Regions from separate parts of the Homo sapiens genome. Here regions 1, 3 and 4 are each linked to region 2. The links are chromatin loops, found by intact Hi-C in ENCODE. Cell type or tissue: heart left ventricle. All regions are shown on one strand.

Region 1 (4,000 bases), 190 kb after region 2:
CACGCACCTATAGGCTGAGACAGGAGAACCGCCTGAACGCAGAAGGCAGAGGTTGCAGTGAGCTGAGATCACACCACTGCACTCCAGCCTCGGCAACAGAGGGAGATTCCGTCTCAAAAAACAAAAAACAAAACAAACAAACAAAAAAACAAAAAATAAGAAGAAGAAGAAGAGAGAAGTAGCATGATTCCAAAGAGAGAAAACTGGCTGAACAGTTAGATTTGGATGCTTGGCTGGGCGCAGTGGCTCACGCCTATAATCCCAGCACTCTGGGAGGCTGAGGCAGGTGGATCACCTGAGGTCGGGAGTTTGAGACCAACCTGACCAACATGAAGAAACCCTATCTCTACTAAAAATACAAAACTAGCCAGGCGTGGTGGTGCGTGCCTGTAAACCTAGCTACTCGGGAGGCTGAGGCAGGAGAATTGCTTGAACCCAGGAGGCAGAGGTTGCAGTGAGCCAAGATCATGCCACTGCACTCCAGCCTGGGCAACAAGAGTGAAACTCTGTCTAAAAAAAAGGAAAAAGAAAAAGATTTGGATGCTTGTCCTGGTTAACGACGGTTATGAAGAAGCCACACTTTCCTTTGTTCATCTCTTCCAAGGTTCAGTAATAATAAAGCAGAGCACACATTTTTAAATTAATCCTTTGGAAATAACAGTGTATTTCCCAAAGAAACAATGTCATAAAAAAGGTGGTTAGGCCAGACTCAGTGGCTCACGCCTGTAATCCTAGTACTTTGGGAGGCCAAGGTGGGCGGATCACGAGGTCAGGAGATCGAGACCAGCCTGGCTAACACGGTGAAACCCCGTCTCTACTAAAAATACAAAAAAAATCAGCCAGGCGTGGTGGTGGGTGCCTGTACACCCAGCTACTCGGGAGGCTGAGGCAGGAAAATGGTGTGAACCGGGGAGGCGGAGCTTGCAGTGAGCCAAGATGGCACCACTGCACTCCAGCCTGGGTGACAGATCAAGACTGTCTCGGAAAAACAAACAAACAAACAAAAACAAACAAAAAAATGTGGTTAGCCTGGCCTGTAGTGCCAGCTATCTGGGAGGCTGAGGCAGGAGGATTGCTCAGTAAGGTGGCAGTGAGCTATGACTGCACCACTCCACTGCAGCCTGGACAACAAAGGGAGACCCCCTATGTAAAAAAAAAAAAAGGGTGGTTCATTTCCCAGATTATCCTCCAGGAACCTATATAAATCCCAACATAGCTAACATTACTTCATATTTTGCAATGGGAAACATAAATATTTTTGCAATATTAATGAATAAGCAAAACAGAAAAACCAAACGAATTATTGTGGGATTTTTAAATAGAAAACATTTGATTCAAAGGGGATTATGGAACTCAGGGTCAGAGAATATGAAAGAATTACTTCTTGCTACTTTTAATACTATCTGAAGTTAATGGCACTGGCTCACAAACAGAAAACAGCACGAATGAGAAGGGGAAAGAAAATATGAGCTGTGTTTTTTCTTTTTTCTTTTTTTGAGATTGAGTCTCACTCTGTCGCTAGGCTGGAGTACAGTGGCACGATCTCCGCTCACTGCAACCTCTGCCTCCCGGGTTCAACCAATCATCCTGCCTCAGCCTCCGAGTAGCTGGGAGTACAGGGGCGTGCCACCACGCCCAGCTAATTTTTTGTATTTTTAGCAGAGACGGAGTTTCACCATGTTGGCTAGGATGGTCTCGATCTCTTTACCTCGTGATCCGCCTGCCTGGGCCTCCCAAAGTGCTGAGATTACAGGCGTCACCTACCGCCCCGGCAAACTGTGTGTTTTTAAGGAAGATGATTCAACTAGTGTTTCGAGGGTGAAAGAATGGGCCAGGCTGGAGAAGTACAATAGCACTCCGAATCAAAGGGAGAAGGGAAGAAGGGTGAGTGGCCAGCCTATTGGTAGGGGGTCATTAATCTAGATTCTAGGAGGTTAGGCTGGAAGTTAGTCCAGAAAATAGATCCGAGGCAGTTAAGTCCAAGGGGAGGCGTGGCACAGATGTTCAAAGCAGGGTCAAAGATTCAGGGTATCAATCCTAACAGGGCCAGAGAAGGTCCAAATGGAAAAGCTCTGGTTGGAGCCCAAACTCGGGGAACTCAAGATTGAGATTTACTGTTGATTCCAAGACACTTGAGACCCCTCAGCTCCTGGGGCCAGGATCCGTTCCAGAGGGTAGTTGAGGCCAGAGTAGCAGGGTAGGTGGAGGAACTAGGGAAAAAACTGTAGAGACAAACAGAGTTAGAGAATGGTGGGAGGAAATGGGTCTAAAGTTGGTGTGCTGGGCCACAGAACAGAGAAGACCCTCAGAAGGAAAGGGCAGCAGAAGGGAGGAGGAGCCCTGAGAGACAGGGCGGATCTCCGAGCAGCACCAGGGGGCGCGTGCCGTTCCCGGACAGTCTTGTTGATTTCCGGGGCTTGGCAGTAGGCGGAGGAGGCAGGAAGACAATGGCTCAGCCTTTAAATTGGGGCTGGGGTGGTGTTTGTAAACGACATTAAACACACTACCGTACTAAAAGGTAGCCAAATCATCTCATCCCTCTGCTTGCTGGTGTCATTAATATCCTAGGCACTAATATTACTAGGCTGGCTAGTGGTGACAACTGAGAGGCGAGGGAAGAAGCTTAAACGATGACAAAAGATAAAGGCAGGGAAACGCAGTAACACTTTTTTTTTTTAATTTTTATTTTTTGAGACGGAGTCTCACTCTTACTGCTCAGGCTGGAGTGCAATGGCGAGATCTCGGCTCATTGCAATCTCTGCCTCCCGAGTTCAGGCGATTCTCCTGCCTCAGTCTCCCGAGTAGCTGGGACTACGGGCGCCTGCCACCACACCCATCTAATTTTATGTATTTTTAGTAGAGACGAGGTTTCACAATGTTGGCCAGGCTGGTCTCGAACTCCTGACCTAAGGTGAACCACCCGCCTCGGCCTCCCAAAGTGCTGGGATTACAGGCGTAAGCCACCGCGCCCGGCCAACTCACACAGAGGAAAAAGTGTGCAAAGTCAAACTGTGAGGAAATAAAAGACGGAGAAGCAAGTCCAGAAAGCACCTCGTTCAGGTTACGTGACAATTCCGGGGTGGCCTGTGTCCCTCTCCCATCTCCCTTGCTAATGCAATACTCACGGGGTAGCTGTGCTTCACCAACACACACAAACGTAGGCTTGGCTTTTTGGGAGCAGTCACATGTGAGCTCATTTTTGCCAAACATTAAATAAAAAGCATGGTAGAATTTGAGGATGCACTTTAAATCATCAAATAGTTCCAGGGAATGAAAGAGCAGAACTTTGGGTTGTTTTTCTGTGCCAGGAGAGAGTGGTGGGGGGCGGAGGAGACCCTTGTTAGAAGATGATGTATTTTGAGATTACTAGATTCACAGAAGATGCACGTGAATATACTCTAACCATTTAAAATTATGTTTCTGAATGCTGCCTTAAAAAATACAACAAGTTATTATCATAATAAAGTGAGGGAGAGTGGAGGGGTAATTATCCAGACAGCCCATTCCAAAATCTATCATATAAATTATCTCCAGATTGTACACTACTTAAAGGTAGAAGAGGATCTTTGAGTTTAACCCTTGTACACTTTGTGATTGTGCCTGTCACTCAATAAATAGTTGATTAATTTGGGGGACGCACCAGGAGCAGTGTTTCCTATCTGAAAGGTGGACCACCGAACTCAGAGGCGGCCCTCTGAGACCAGCAGGATGCAAGTGCGACGACCAATACAAATATCTGAGCATTCAATGGAGTTTTTCCAAACTTCTAGCCTGTTTCTGGGGTGATTTTTTTTCTTAGGATTTAGCAGTACTCCACCGCGCTACAGCAGTTAGCATTTCTAAAGCACACACTCCAACACCCTTCGGCCGTAGCACATTCAATCCCTCCGCCGGGGCGTGGGGGTCTCCTCCCCTCCGAGCACAGTCCCCGGCTTCCCGATCTCCTCTGCCCCATCCCCCCGCCTTCCAAGCACATTGTGCTCACTCTTCCAGGCAGCTC
Region 2 (4,000 bases):
CCAGCCTGGCCTACTAAAAATACAAAAATTAGCCGGGCGTGGTGGTGTGCATTTGTAATCCCAGCTACTTGGGAGGCTGAGGCAGGAGAATTGCTTGAACCTGGAAGGCAGAGGTTGCAGTGAGCCAAGATGGTGCCATTGCACTCCAGCCTGGGTGACAAGAGCAAAGACTTCATCTCAAAAAAATAAAAAATAAAAATAAAAAAATTAGGGAGGGCGTGGTGGCTCACGCCTGTAATCCCAGCACTTTGGGAGGCCGAGGTGGGCAGATCATGAGGTCAGGAGTTCAAGACCAGCCTAGTCAACATGGTGAAACCCCGTCCCTACTAAAAATACAAAAATTAGCCAGGTGTGGTGGCGCACACCTGTAATCCCAGCTACTCGGGGGGCTGAGGCAGGATAATTGCTTGAACCCGGGAGGCAGGGGTTGCAGTGAGCCGAGATCGCACCATTGCACTCCATCTGTGGGCGACAGAGCAAGACTCCATCTCGAAAAAAATAATAATACAAAATTAGCCGGGCATGGTGGTGTGCGCCTGTGGTCCAGATGAGGCAGGAGAATAGCCTGAACCCAGGAGGTGGAGGCTGCAGTGAGTTGAGATTGTGCCACTGCACTCCAGTCTGGGGAACAGAGTGAGACCCTGTCTCAAAAAAAAAAAAAAAGAGTTCAGAACAGTGTGGATACTGTGCTGCCTTTTATATGAGAGCAGGAAAAAATATATATATTTGCTTTTGTTTATTTTGCATAAAGAAACACAAGAAACTAAGCCTGGTGGGAGAATGGGTGGGATGGGAAAGAGGACAGTGGAAAACAGAGGTGGATAGAAGCCTTTCGAATGTGTTCCTTTTCATACTTTTTGAATTTTTGAAATGTGATTGTATATAGATTCATTTTAATTTTAAATGTAATTAAAATTTAAAATTCATTACGGCACTACTCTCTCATCCTGTACTATGGGCTCTACCCTTTTTTGTTTGTTTGTTTTTGTTTTGTTTTGAAGAGACAGAGTCTCGCTGTTTTCCCCAGGCTGGTCTAGAACTCCTGGGCTCTAGCGCCCCGCCTGGGCCTCCCAGAATGCGGGACTACAGGCGCCGCCACCACCCGGCGTCTACTCTAAATGCATAGAGGCCAGGATGACCCAAGGTCACCAGCGGCCGATGCTGCCTGGCAGGGGCTTGAGGCCGGGAGGGGACCCTGCGGACAGGCGAGACCATGTGTGATCTGTGGGAAGCAACTAAACCGGCGTATTCGCGGCAGGGGAGCTCTGTGCCGTCCCGCGGCCCCACCCCGCTCTGCCATGGGAAGCCGTAGCTTGGCGCTGCCCACAGTGACGCGAGGGACTCCGAGGGCACCCGGGCCGGGGTGGACACGGGAGTGGGCCCGGGCGCGGCCGGCAGGGGGCAGCAGCGCCGCGCCGCCCGCGCAGTTCCACAGGTGCGCCGAGCCTGGGGCCATCGCCTCCCTCCGGCCGCCGTCCCCAGCGAATCGCCGCCTGCGTTCTGCCGTTTCCCCGCCACCGCAGCCACCCGGGGCCCGGGGGGCCGCAGCCATCCGCAAGCCGCGGGGCGGCGGGACCGGGCGGGCCGCTAGGGACGCCGGACGAAGGGAGCCCGCGGGCGGGGTCTGGGCGCCTACATCCTTGCTCCCAGGGAGGAAGGGACAGGAAACTGAAGCTGTTTCCGGGGCTGACCCCGGCCAGAGAGAGCAGGGCTCGGGAGAGTCGGCGCGTCCCGGAGGCGGCGCCCCCTGGAGGCCGGTGTGCTTTGGCTCTGCAGCGGGGGAGATTAGGGGTGGAGGCCGACCGATCCCACTCAGCCAGGACTGGCAGGCGCCGGGAGCTCACTGGGAGGCAAGTGCCGACCCCCGAAACCCACTCCAGACAAGCGAAGAAAACAGCTCTGTGTCCCAGGACGAGCACATACCTACTGTCACCCACTGTGCGACCTGGAAGAGTTACTGACCCTCTCTGGGCCTTAATCAGTCATCAGAAACACAAACGCGTAGATAAGATGGTCTTTAGGCCTCTCCCAGCTCTGCTATTCTGTGAATCTAAGAAACTCTAGTCCCTCCACCAGTCCCCACCCCGGGCTGGCTTCGCTTCAGGGAGGCCTGGCTGAGCTGGGGCCCTCATCCAAGGTCTTTGCACGGTTCCTCAGCAAAGGTGTTTTGGAAGGCTGGGTCCCACCCCTTCCCGGCGGAGGAAGAGGCTATTGGCTAAAAAGCCTGGACAAATTCAAAACCAGCAGCTCGGCCCCGGTTTTTTCGGAGCACAGCCAAACCCAAATCACACCTCTGCACCTACCTAGCTCCAGAGATCTAGACAGCATTTACAGCCCCCAAATGTTATTTTTACACCCTTTCCAGGCAGGGAAGGACAGAGGAGGGTAAGCTATTTTTAGGATGACTGCTATTTAAAGTAACATACTGGCCTGGCAAGGTGGCTCTGGCCTGTAATCCCAGTGCCTTGGGAGATACAGGCAGGAGAATCACGTGAGGCCATGAGTTCAATACTATCCTGGGCAACAAAAGGAGACCCCCATCTCTATTAAACAGCCGGGCGTGGTGGTGCGCGTCTGTCGTCCCAACTACTGGAGAGGCAGGCTGAGGCGGGAGGGTCCCTTGAGCCCAGGAGTTCAAGATTATAGTGAGCTATGATCACAGCACTGCCCTCCAGGCTGGGCAGTGAGACCCTGTCTCAAAACAATAAATTAAGTAACCTAGACTATGTATGTGAAAATAATATTTCCAACCCTAGCATGCTGACTTCATCTGAGCTTACAGATGCATTTTCATACAGTCCTCCCCAAGGGATCAGTTCCTGTGAGAGCCAAGGATGGCACCACTCATTGAAATCCTGACCATGGGAAGGCGTCATTTGGGATTCCGGAATGGGTGGCTGAAGCAGTTTACAGAATCGCGTTCTGGTGAGCTTTAAGAATGGAACAGGCGCCGGGTGCGGTGGCTCACGGCTGTAATCCCAGCACTTTGGGAGGCCGAGGCAGCCAGATCACTTGAGGTCAGGAGGTCGAGATCAGCCTGGCCAACATGGTGAAGCCCCGACTTTACTAAAAATACAAAAATTAGCCAGGTGTGATGGCGCGTGCCTGTAATCCCAGCTACTAGGGAGGCTGAGGCAGGAGAATCACTTGAACTGGGATGGTGGAGGTTGCAGTGAGCCGAGATCATGCTACTACACTCCAGCCTGGGCGACAGAGTGAGACTCAGTCTCAAAAAAAAAGAAAATAAAAAGAAACAGGGACATCTTCCTGAGGAAGTCTCGGGCTGCTCTTCCTGAAGGTGAGGCTGGTTGCATAGTCTTTCAAGGTCCCTCACAAGCTGAGGCTCCTGTAAGTTTTCTCTTTTCAGCTAGTCTTTTCAAACGAACACACCTCCACCTCGCTTTCCTCCTTCCAAATGAAGAGCTGATCTAGAGCAGGCGCAGATCCAGATTTTGGGGCAGTCCTGAGGTTTATACATATTTGAAGGGTCTTCTTAAGGAAAAAAGAATAAAATCTGACTAACACACATTTCCTCTGAAATGGCAGCTTCGGGAGCACTGCTAAGGTAGCCGAGCCCTCCATTCCAGTGGCCACTTCCAGTCTAACAATTCCACCGTTTTCTCTTCTTTTTTCAACTCTTTCCATTCCAGTGGCCACTTCCAGTCTAACAATTCCATCGTTTTCTCTTCTTTTTTCAACTCTTTCCATTCCAGTGGCCACTTCCAGTCTAACAATTCCATCGTTTTCTCTTCTTTTTTCAACTCTTTCCCTCTTCCTGCCCATTTTTTTTATTTGTTTTGTTTTGGATGCTTGTTTGTTTGTTTTTGAGACAGAGTCTCGCCCAGGCTGGAGTGCAGTGGCATGATCTTGGCTCACTGCAACCTCCGCCTCCTGTGTTTAAGCGATTCTCCTGCCTCAGCCTCTTGAGTAGCTGGGATTACAGGTGCCCACCACCATGTCTGGCTAATTTTTTTTATTTTTAGTAGGGACGGGGTTTCAC
Region 3 (4,000 bases), 97 kb before region 2:
ATATAAGAATAACTACTCCTGCTCTTTGTTGGCTTCCAGTTGCATGGAATGTCTTTTGCTATCCCTTCACTTTCAGTCTTGGTGTGTCTTTATAGGTGAGATGGGTTTGTTGTAGGCAGCATATAGTTGGGTCTTGTTTCTTTATCCTGTCAGCCAACCCATGGCTTTTAATTGGAGAATTGAGTCCATTTACATGCAGGGTTATTATTGATATTATTACTACTGCCATTTTGTTGCTTGTTTTCTGATCGTTTTGTAACTCCTTGCTTCCTTTCTTTCTTTCTTCCTATCTTTCTTTAGTCCTGTCTTTCTTTGAGGTTAAGTGATATTCTCTGGTAGTATGTTTTAACTCATTGCTTTTATTTTTAATGAATCTATTTCAGGTTTGTGCATTGTGATTACCATGAGGCTTACCAAAAACATTTTATAGATATAACAGGTTATTTTAAAGAGATAACAGCTTAAAGAAAATAAAAATGAACACGGAAAAAAGAGTTTAACTTTACAATTTAACTCCATCCCCCACATTCTGACTTTATGTTGTCTCAATGTATGTGTATTTCTATAATGTCCATCTCCTAACAGATTGCTGTAGGTATTGTTGTTTTTGATAGATTTGTCTTTTGGGCTGCATACTAGTTATGAGTAGATTGCACATTGAAATTATAGTATTAGAGTATTCTGGGTTTGTTCATGTACTTAATTTTACCAGCAGGTTTCATACCTTTACATATTTTCTTTTTGCATGTTAGTGTTTTTTTTTTCTTTCTTTCTGATTGAAGAATTCTCCTTAGCACTTCTTGTAACACAGGTCTGGTGGTAGTGAACTCTCATCTTTTGTTTGTCCAGAAGAGACTTTATGTCCTCTCCATATTTGAAGGGACACTTTTCCAATACAGTATTCTTAAATGGCAGTTTTTTTCTTTCAGCACTTTGAAAATGCCATCCCATTCCCTTCTGATCTGTATAGTTCCAATTGAGAAATCTGTTGCCAGACAAATTGGAGCTTTTTTATATGTTATTTGCTTCTTTTCTCTTGCTGCTTTTAGAATCCTTTCTTTACCCTTGACCATTGAGCATTTCGTTATTATATGCCTTTTGGTAGTCTTATTTGGGTTGAACCTGTTTGGTGTTCTCTGATCTTCTTGTATGTGGCTATTTGTCTCTTTCTCAAGTTTGGAAAGTTTTTTGAGTGTCCGTGTTTGATTTTGAATAAGCTTTCCACCCTTTGCTCTTGCTCAACTCCCTTTTGAACACCAAGAATTCTTAGATTTGGTCTTTTGAGGTAATTTTCTATATTTAGGAGACAATTTTTATTGCATTTTATTCTTTTTTTGTTTTTGCTCCTCTGTGTATTTTTTAGAAGCCTGTCTTTGAGCTTGCTGGTTTTTTCCCTCTGCTTGATTCATTTCGCTGGTTGAGAGCCTCTAATGATTTTTTTTTTTTTTTTCAGAGACAGAGTCTCACTCTGTCGCCCAGGCTAGAGTGCAGTGGCATGATCTTGACTCACTGCAACCTCCGCCTCCTGGGTTCAAGTAATACGTCTGCCTCAGCCTCCCGAGTAGCTGGGACTACAGGCGCATGCCACCATGCCCAGCTCATTTTTTGTATTTTAGTAGAGACGGGGTTTCACCATGTTGCCCAAGCTGGTCTCGAACTCCTGAGCTCAGGCACCTTGGCCTCCCAAAGTGCTGGGATTACAGGTGTGAGCGACCACGACTGGCCATGAATTTTTTAGTTGAGTGAATTTATTTCTCAGCTCCAAGATTTCTGTTTGATTATTCAAAATTTCAATCTCTGTATTAAATTTCTCTTGTAAATTTCTGAATTACTTTTGTATGTTATCTTGGATATCACTGAGTTTTCTCAAAACAGATATTTTGAATTCTTGGTCAGAGGTTCACAGATTGCTGACTCATTAAGGTCAGTCACTGGTTCCTCACTTTGTCCATTTGGAGTCATGATTCCTTCTTTGCTATTGTTTCCTGTGATGTGAGTCTATGTCTTTGCATTAAAGGATTTGTTATTTATTTCAATCTTCTCTGTCTGGCTTGTTTCAGTTTTTATTTGATATGTTTGCTTGGGGTTTTTATTTTTAATTTACCTGTTGGTTTTATTTATTTATTTATTTATTTTATTTTTCTTTTTTTCCAGCTAGGTCACTGCCTCCTTTTTGACACTAGATGGTGGCATAAGCCCAGGTTTGCCTTGGTTCTGGAAAGCAATTAGTGCCACCCGGCCTGGCGCTGTGGCTCATGCCTGTAATCCTAGCACTTTGGGAGGCTGAGGTGGGCGGATCACGAGGTCAAGGGATCAAGACCATCCTGGCCCACATGGTGAAACCCTGTCTCTACTGAAAATACAAAAATTAGCTGGGCGTGGTGACACGCGCCTGTAGTCCCAGCTACTCGGCAGGCTGAGGCAGGGGAATCGCTTGAACCCGGGAGGCAGAGGTTGCAGTGAGCCAAGATCGTGCCACTGCACTCCAGCCTGGTGACAGGGTGAGACTCCATCTCAAAACAAAAGAGTGCCACCCATCAGGATAAGGGAGGTCTCAAAGGGGACATTTCAGTAGTGTGGGAAGGATGGTTAGGGGTTGTGCCCAGGGGACCTGTGGAACAAACCTACCACATGGTGCTGCTTAACAGCCACGCTGATTTGCTGTCTCCTTTGGCCAAATTAGAGCAGAGTGTCCAGGGCTGGGGATGGTGGTCCTGCCTCCCTACTCTGTCTCTGGCTGTCCTCTGGGATATTTCTTATTCCAGGCACACTTTCTTTCTGTGCCTTTCTGTGGGTTGAGTTTCTGTGGGTTGAGTCAGGGACTCAACCTTTCTGTGGGTTGCTTTCTGTGGGTTGAGTCAGGGACAGGTTTCCTGCCAGTGAACCCACGATGATGGAGAAGCTGGCTGGCCATCTCGATCTCACTTTTTCCAGTGAAGAATGCATGAGTCAGCGAGTTTTCTGCACGCTTGGTGTGGGGCAGATTTGAGGGAGGGGCATGATGGATATAGAAGTCTGAGTCTCAGCCAGGCACAGTGGCTCACACCTGTAATCTCAGCACTTTGGGAGGCCGAGGCAGGCAGATCACCTGAGGTAAGGAGTTCAAGACCAGCCTGGCCAACATGGTGAAATCTGTCTCTACTAAAAATACAAAAATTACCCACGCGTGGTGGCGCACACTTGTAACCCCAGCTACTCAGGAAGCTGAGGCAGGAGAATTGCTTGAACCCGGGAAGTACAGGTTGCAGTGAGCCACTGCACTCCAACCTGGGCAATAGAGCGAGACCCCGTCTTTAAAAAAAATTTTCTTTAAGTCTGATTCTCTTGACAATGTCTCAAAGTTTTTTTCATATGTGGCCCCAGGAACTCTCATCTTCATATTTGAGTTCTGGAACATTGCTGGTGATGATCTTGGTGCTATGTGTTTCTTTTCAGTTTTCTGTTGGGGAAGTAAAGCCAGCTTGCTTCCGCAGCACCATTTTAGAACCCCTAGTAAAATTTTCGATTGAGAAATATTCTGCAAATGTTTTTATATTTTACCTCCTTTTCAGTGATCACCATTCTCTAGCCATGTGATTGACAAGGACTTTCTCATAGTTCTATACCCTTCACCACATCATTCACTCTTCCTCCCGTAACATTATTTCTAGTCAGTCACCTACAACCCTCTCCTCTGTTTCTTCAAATCTCAATGTACCTTTTCTTTTCTTTTCTTTTCTTTTTTCTGAGACGGAATCTCACTCTGTTACCCAGGCTGGAGTGCAGTGGTGTGATCTTGGCTCACTGAAACCTATGCCTCCTGGGTTCAAATGATTCTCCCGCTTCAGCCTCCCGAGTAACTAGGATTACAGGCACCCGCCACCACGCCCGGCTAATTTTTTTGAGATGAAGTCTTGCTGGGTCACCCAGGCTGGAGTGCAGTGGCGCGTTCTCAGCTCACTGCAACTTCTGCATCCCAGGTTCAAGCAATTTTCCTGCCTCAGCCTCCCGACTAGCTGGG
Region 4 (4,000 bases), 330 kb after region 2:
CTGTAGTCCCAGCTACTCGGGAGGCTGAGGCAGGAGAATGGTGTGAACCCGGGAGGCTGATCTTGCAGTGAGCCGAGATCGCACCACTGCACTCCAGCCTGGGCGACAGAGCGAGACTCCATCAAAAAAAAAAAAAAAAAAAGAATTTAATGATGTAGTTTATGAACGTTAGTATCCATCAGTTTAAGAACAGAAGGAATTTAAATGATGCCTGAAACATAAGCTTTACTAAGTAAGGAAGAGGCCGCATTTCCATAGCATCCCAAAACAATGCTAACCTCTTATTTAGGCTTTCTTACTGCTAGGAGAATGCTTACTCTTCGGAAGGTGTTAGTTAGATCTTAAGCACATTTTAGTATTGCAAAATGTTAGTTTTCCTCAGATCCACAGTCTAATAATGAAGACTGGAAGTTGCTGTTCCCTTTTCCTTTCACTGCTACATTTAATCCTTTTTGGTAATCTCATGGCCAGAAATACTGTTTTAAAATCATATGTAGCAATGCCAATCCTGTGCCAGAACATTTCTATTTAATATTATTTATTAGGGAAAGTGAAGGACAAAAAAATGTCTCAAGTATTCCTGGAAAAACGGGAAAAAGAAGAGGAAGACCCCCAAAACGGAAGAAACTGCAGGAGGAGATTCTGTTGAGGTAAGAAAATCTTGTTAGTTGTGGTCATAGACCATGGCAGAAGGGACCTTAATTCATTTATTCCTTTTTCTTTATTTTGCCTGTGCCATGGGAAGCACATTATTATAGCAACCTGAAACTGAGTCCTTATGAAATTACCACATGTGCAGTACAGTCAGGAAGCCCTTAGTGTGTGACATCTGGCAAGTCACCTCCCCTCTCTAAGCGAGTCCTCTTACTAGACGATGGATGTGCACTTAATGAGGATTATATTGAACAAGACAGTTTTTTTCATTCTTCAATTTTATATTTAATTTTAGCAAAGAAAGATACTTGGGGGATTTTCTTTTATATGTCATTATCTTCTAGGAAATTTCACCATGTGAATCTTGCTATAGGACTTTTCAAAATCTGACCTATGCTGTGTAAATACACTTTTTACTTAAGGATCAGCTCTATCACTAAGCCTATTGAAGTGAGGCTGTATTCTTAAAAATTCTGATAACTCAGGACAAGTGGCTTCTTCCCTTCCTACTTAATCTAAATGCTTGAGTTAGGCTGAATTTCACCCTGTCACTTTTTAACCACTAAGAAATATTTCTGGGAAATCAGATTAAGAATATAGATCACTCAGGAGATCGAGACCATCCTGGCTAACACGGTGAAACCCCGTCTCTACTAAAAATACAAAAAATTAGCCAGTCGTGGTGGCGGGTGCCTGTAGTCCCAGCTACTCGGGAGGCTGAGGCAGGAGAATGACGTGAACCTGGGAGGCAGAGCTTGCAGTGAGCCGAGATTATGCCACTGCACTCCAGCCTGGGCGACACAGCGATACTCCATCTCAAAAAAAAAAAGAATGTAGATCACTCAGATCCTGATTTTAACTCAATCAGCATCCACTTAACTTTACAGAAGTTCAGCTTCAGATTGCAGCTGCCTATTTCTTGCTTATCCGTTTCTGTGACAAATGTCCTGTAATTACTTAACGTTTTATGTATCAACACCTGTTTCCGGGTTTGTTAGGATTTCACACGTCCTTCGATATTCAGAAAGCTGCATGATACCTGTCTCCGTTTCCCCATAAGTATCAAGAATCACAGTAGCTTAGGGTTGGGACTGTAGAATCATTTTAACAAGCATCCATGGACTTGTGCTACCCTCTACTGGTGACTTTTTTCCTTTAGAGCTGTGTGTGTAAGCCAGTATTTAAATATTTTTTCATTAAATTTAAAATTCAGTTTCTGGTTCACGCTGGCCACGTTTCAGATGCTCAGCAGCCACATGGTTTATTGGATAATGCCAATATAGAACATTTTCATTCTCATAGAAACTTTAATCGAAAACAAGCGAAAAGTCCACAGAGTGTCCTTTCTGTTTCAGGGATACAAGTGAAAATGATACTTCATCCTAATGCGTTATACACTTTGCATTTTGTCATTTAATCTCCAACGTCCCTGTGAGGTAGGCACTATTAATAGCTCCATTTTGGGGGAAAGTTAATTAACTTTCCTGAGGTCACATTGTAAGTGGCACAGCTTGAATAGAGGCATTCCCCCTTCGGAGCCCATGCTCTTAACCCTCTGCCTTAGGTAAGGATCAATTATAATAAATACACCTGTCTTCAGTGCGGCCCTGAATCAGGGAGGAGGACATTGGAATCCCTACAGTTCTTTTTTCTTGGCATTTAATTATTAACAGTTGCATCTCTCTCTTGACTGGAGCAGTGATAAAAAACAAGAACAAACAAACAAAAAAAACAGTGCATCTGTTTGATTTCCAAAAAAAGCTTTAAAAGTTACTGTTTTCTGGCTGGGCACGGTGGCTCACGCCTGTAATCCCAACACTTTGGGAGGCCAAGGCAGGCAGATCATGAGGTCAGGAGTTCAAGACCAGCCTGGCCAACATGGTGAAATCCCGTCTCTACTAAAAAATACAAAAATTAGCTGCACCTGGTGGCGGGTGCCTATAGTCCCAGCTACTCAGGAGGCTGAGGCAGGAGAATCATTTGAACCTGGGAGGCGGAGGTTGCAGTGAGCTGAAATCGCGCCATTGCACTCCAGCCTAAGTGACAGGGCAAGACTCCGTCTCAAAAAAATAAAAATAAAAAATAAAAGTTACTGTTTTCTTATGCATTGATACTGTTGCCATAACATAGGGTAGCTGTATGTCAGTACTTCCCTCCTAGACCAGCATGCCTGCATCTTAGTGTTCATTTATTCAGCGTTCCGCCTCCAAGCCTTGTCCCCTTAACACACACACATACACTCTCTTTGTGTTAAATTAATGGGTTCTACCATCCTGGGGTGGCACAGAACAATTTTGGACCTGTCTTTGTTTTAATTGGCACCTCTTTTTCCTGTGTTTCAGTGAAAAGCAGGAAGAAAATTCCTTGGCATCCGAGCCACAGACAAGACATGGTAATGTTCTTTACTGGCATTTAGAAAGAATTAAATAAATATGATTCATTTATGCTAGGGTGTTGACTCTTTTTCTAGAGTCATACAAAGTAAAGGTTATTGCAATAGCCTTTTACCTACCCCCTGTACTCTTCTTCAGTTCTCCTCCTCACACCTTATCCTGTGCCCAGCTCATCATCTGACTAAGGATTAAGATCAGAACTAGATCTTTTCACTAGTGCCCTGTTTACTGGGGACAGTGTAATAGACACCTTAACGTTGGAGTGAATAACCAGCTTCTCAAAGAGAGGTCTTTTTAATGTCAGTGCTTCATGACACAATGGTTTCCTTATAGGTTTACTACATACTGGTTTCCTACCTAGATTTTAATTTTGTAATCCAAATAACATAAAAATGGGAGGCACATACCAGTTTGCACAGTGTAGTTGAGGCAGGGTAGACTCAGCAAAGACTCAAAATCAAAACCATTTCTGTCAATATATTTAATCATTTCTAGACTGTGAATATCTATCTTGTTAAATTCACAGTAGTTATATTTGTATTGCCTTTAGACATTACATTTTTTTTTAGTTGTTAACAATGACTTTAACAGGAAAACCAGAAGTATACATTGTCAACTTTAAAGTCAAAAAGAGGCCATTGTGGCGGCTCATGCCTGTAATCCCAGCACTTTGGGAGGTCGAGGTGGATGGATCACTTGAGGTCGGGAGTTCGAGACCAGCCTGGCCAACATTGTGAAACCCCATCTCTACTAAAAATACAAAAATTACCTGGGCGTGGTGGCAGGCACCTGTAATCCCAACTACTCGGGAGGCTGAGGCAGGAGAATCACTTGAATCCAGGAGGCGGAGGCTGCAGTGAGCTGAGATGGTGCCCCTGAACTCCGGCCTGGACAACAGAGCAGGACTCTGCCTCTAAATAAATAAATAAATAAATAAATAAATAAAATTTAAA

The links. Hi-C counts contacts between places; a loop is a spot of excess contacts. Peaks named below come from ENCODE experiments on the same cell type or tissue, not always from the same donor. Only the 100,000 strongest peaks of a DNase experiment are listed, where the experiment ranks them.
Region 1: it touches region 2 in a loop (2.4-fold over the local background); 20 of 110 quality-filtered maps call a loop at or near these places.
Region 3: a loop joins it to region 2, with 7 times the contacts of the local background. A loop is called at or near these places in 79 of 110 quality-filtered maps.
Region 4: a loop joins it to region 2, with 11 times the contacts of the local background. A loop is called at or near these places in 77 of 110 quality-filtered maps.

Annotation. Positions count from the first base shown.
Region 1 is chr22:17,364,712-17,368,711 of GRCh38, forward strand. It overlaps a transcript of CECR2 not described here. Among named protein-coding and RNA genes, the nearest start is that of CECR2, 2.7 kb to the right of the region's middle. In heart left ventricle, a CTCF peak has its summit at 2,368 (motif pointing right); DNase peaks (open chromatin) are centred at 2,390 and 3,002; H3K4me3 peaks cover 1,190 bases; H3K27ac peaks cover 386 bases; H3K27me3 peaks cover 286 bases.
Region 2 is chr22:17,170,222-17,174,221 of GRCh38, forward strand. No RefSeq gene overlaps it. Among named protein-coding and RNA genes, the nearest start is that of HDHD5-AS1, 13 kb to the left of the region's middle. RefSeq lists an enhancer at 944-1,445 and a silencer at 1,296-1,725. In heart left ventricle, CTCF peaks have their summits at 1,410 (motif pointing right) and 1,739 (motif pointing left); DNase peaks (open chromatin) are centred at 1,340, 1,710 and 2,150; H3K4me3 peaks cover 1,775 bases; H3K27ac peaks cover 2,459 bases.
Region 3 is chr22:17,072,924-17,076,923 of GRCh38, forward strand. No RefSeq gene overlaps it. Among named protein-coding and RNA genes, the nearest start is that of IL17RA, 10 kb to the right of the region's middle. RefSeq lists a silencer at 2,190-2,249 and an enhancer at 3,410-3,579. In heart left ventricle, a CTCF peak has its summit at 2,174 (motif pointing right); a DNase peak (open chromatin) is centred at 2,248.
Region 4 is chr22:17,500,086-17,504,085 of GRCh38, forward strand. CECR2 (CECR2 histone acetyl-lysine reader) reads left to right here. Exons shown (of 19, transcript NM_001290047.2): 5 at 546-650; 6 at 2,997-3,046. Among named protein-coding and RNA genes, the nearest start is that of SLC25A18, 61 kb to the right of the region's middle. In heart left ventricle, a CTCF peak has its summit at 1,795 (motif pointing left); no DNase peak of the experiment used is centred here.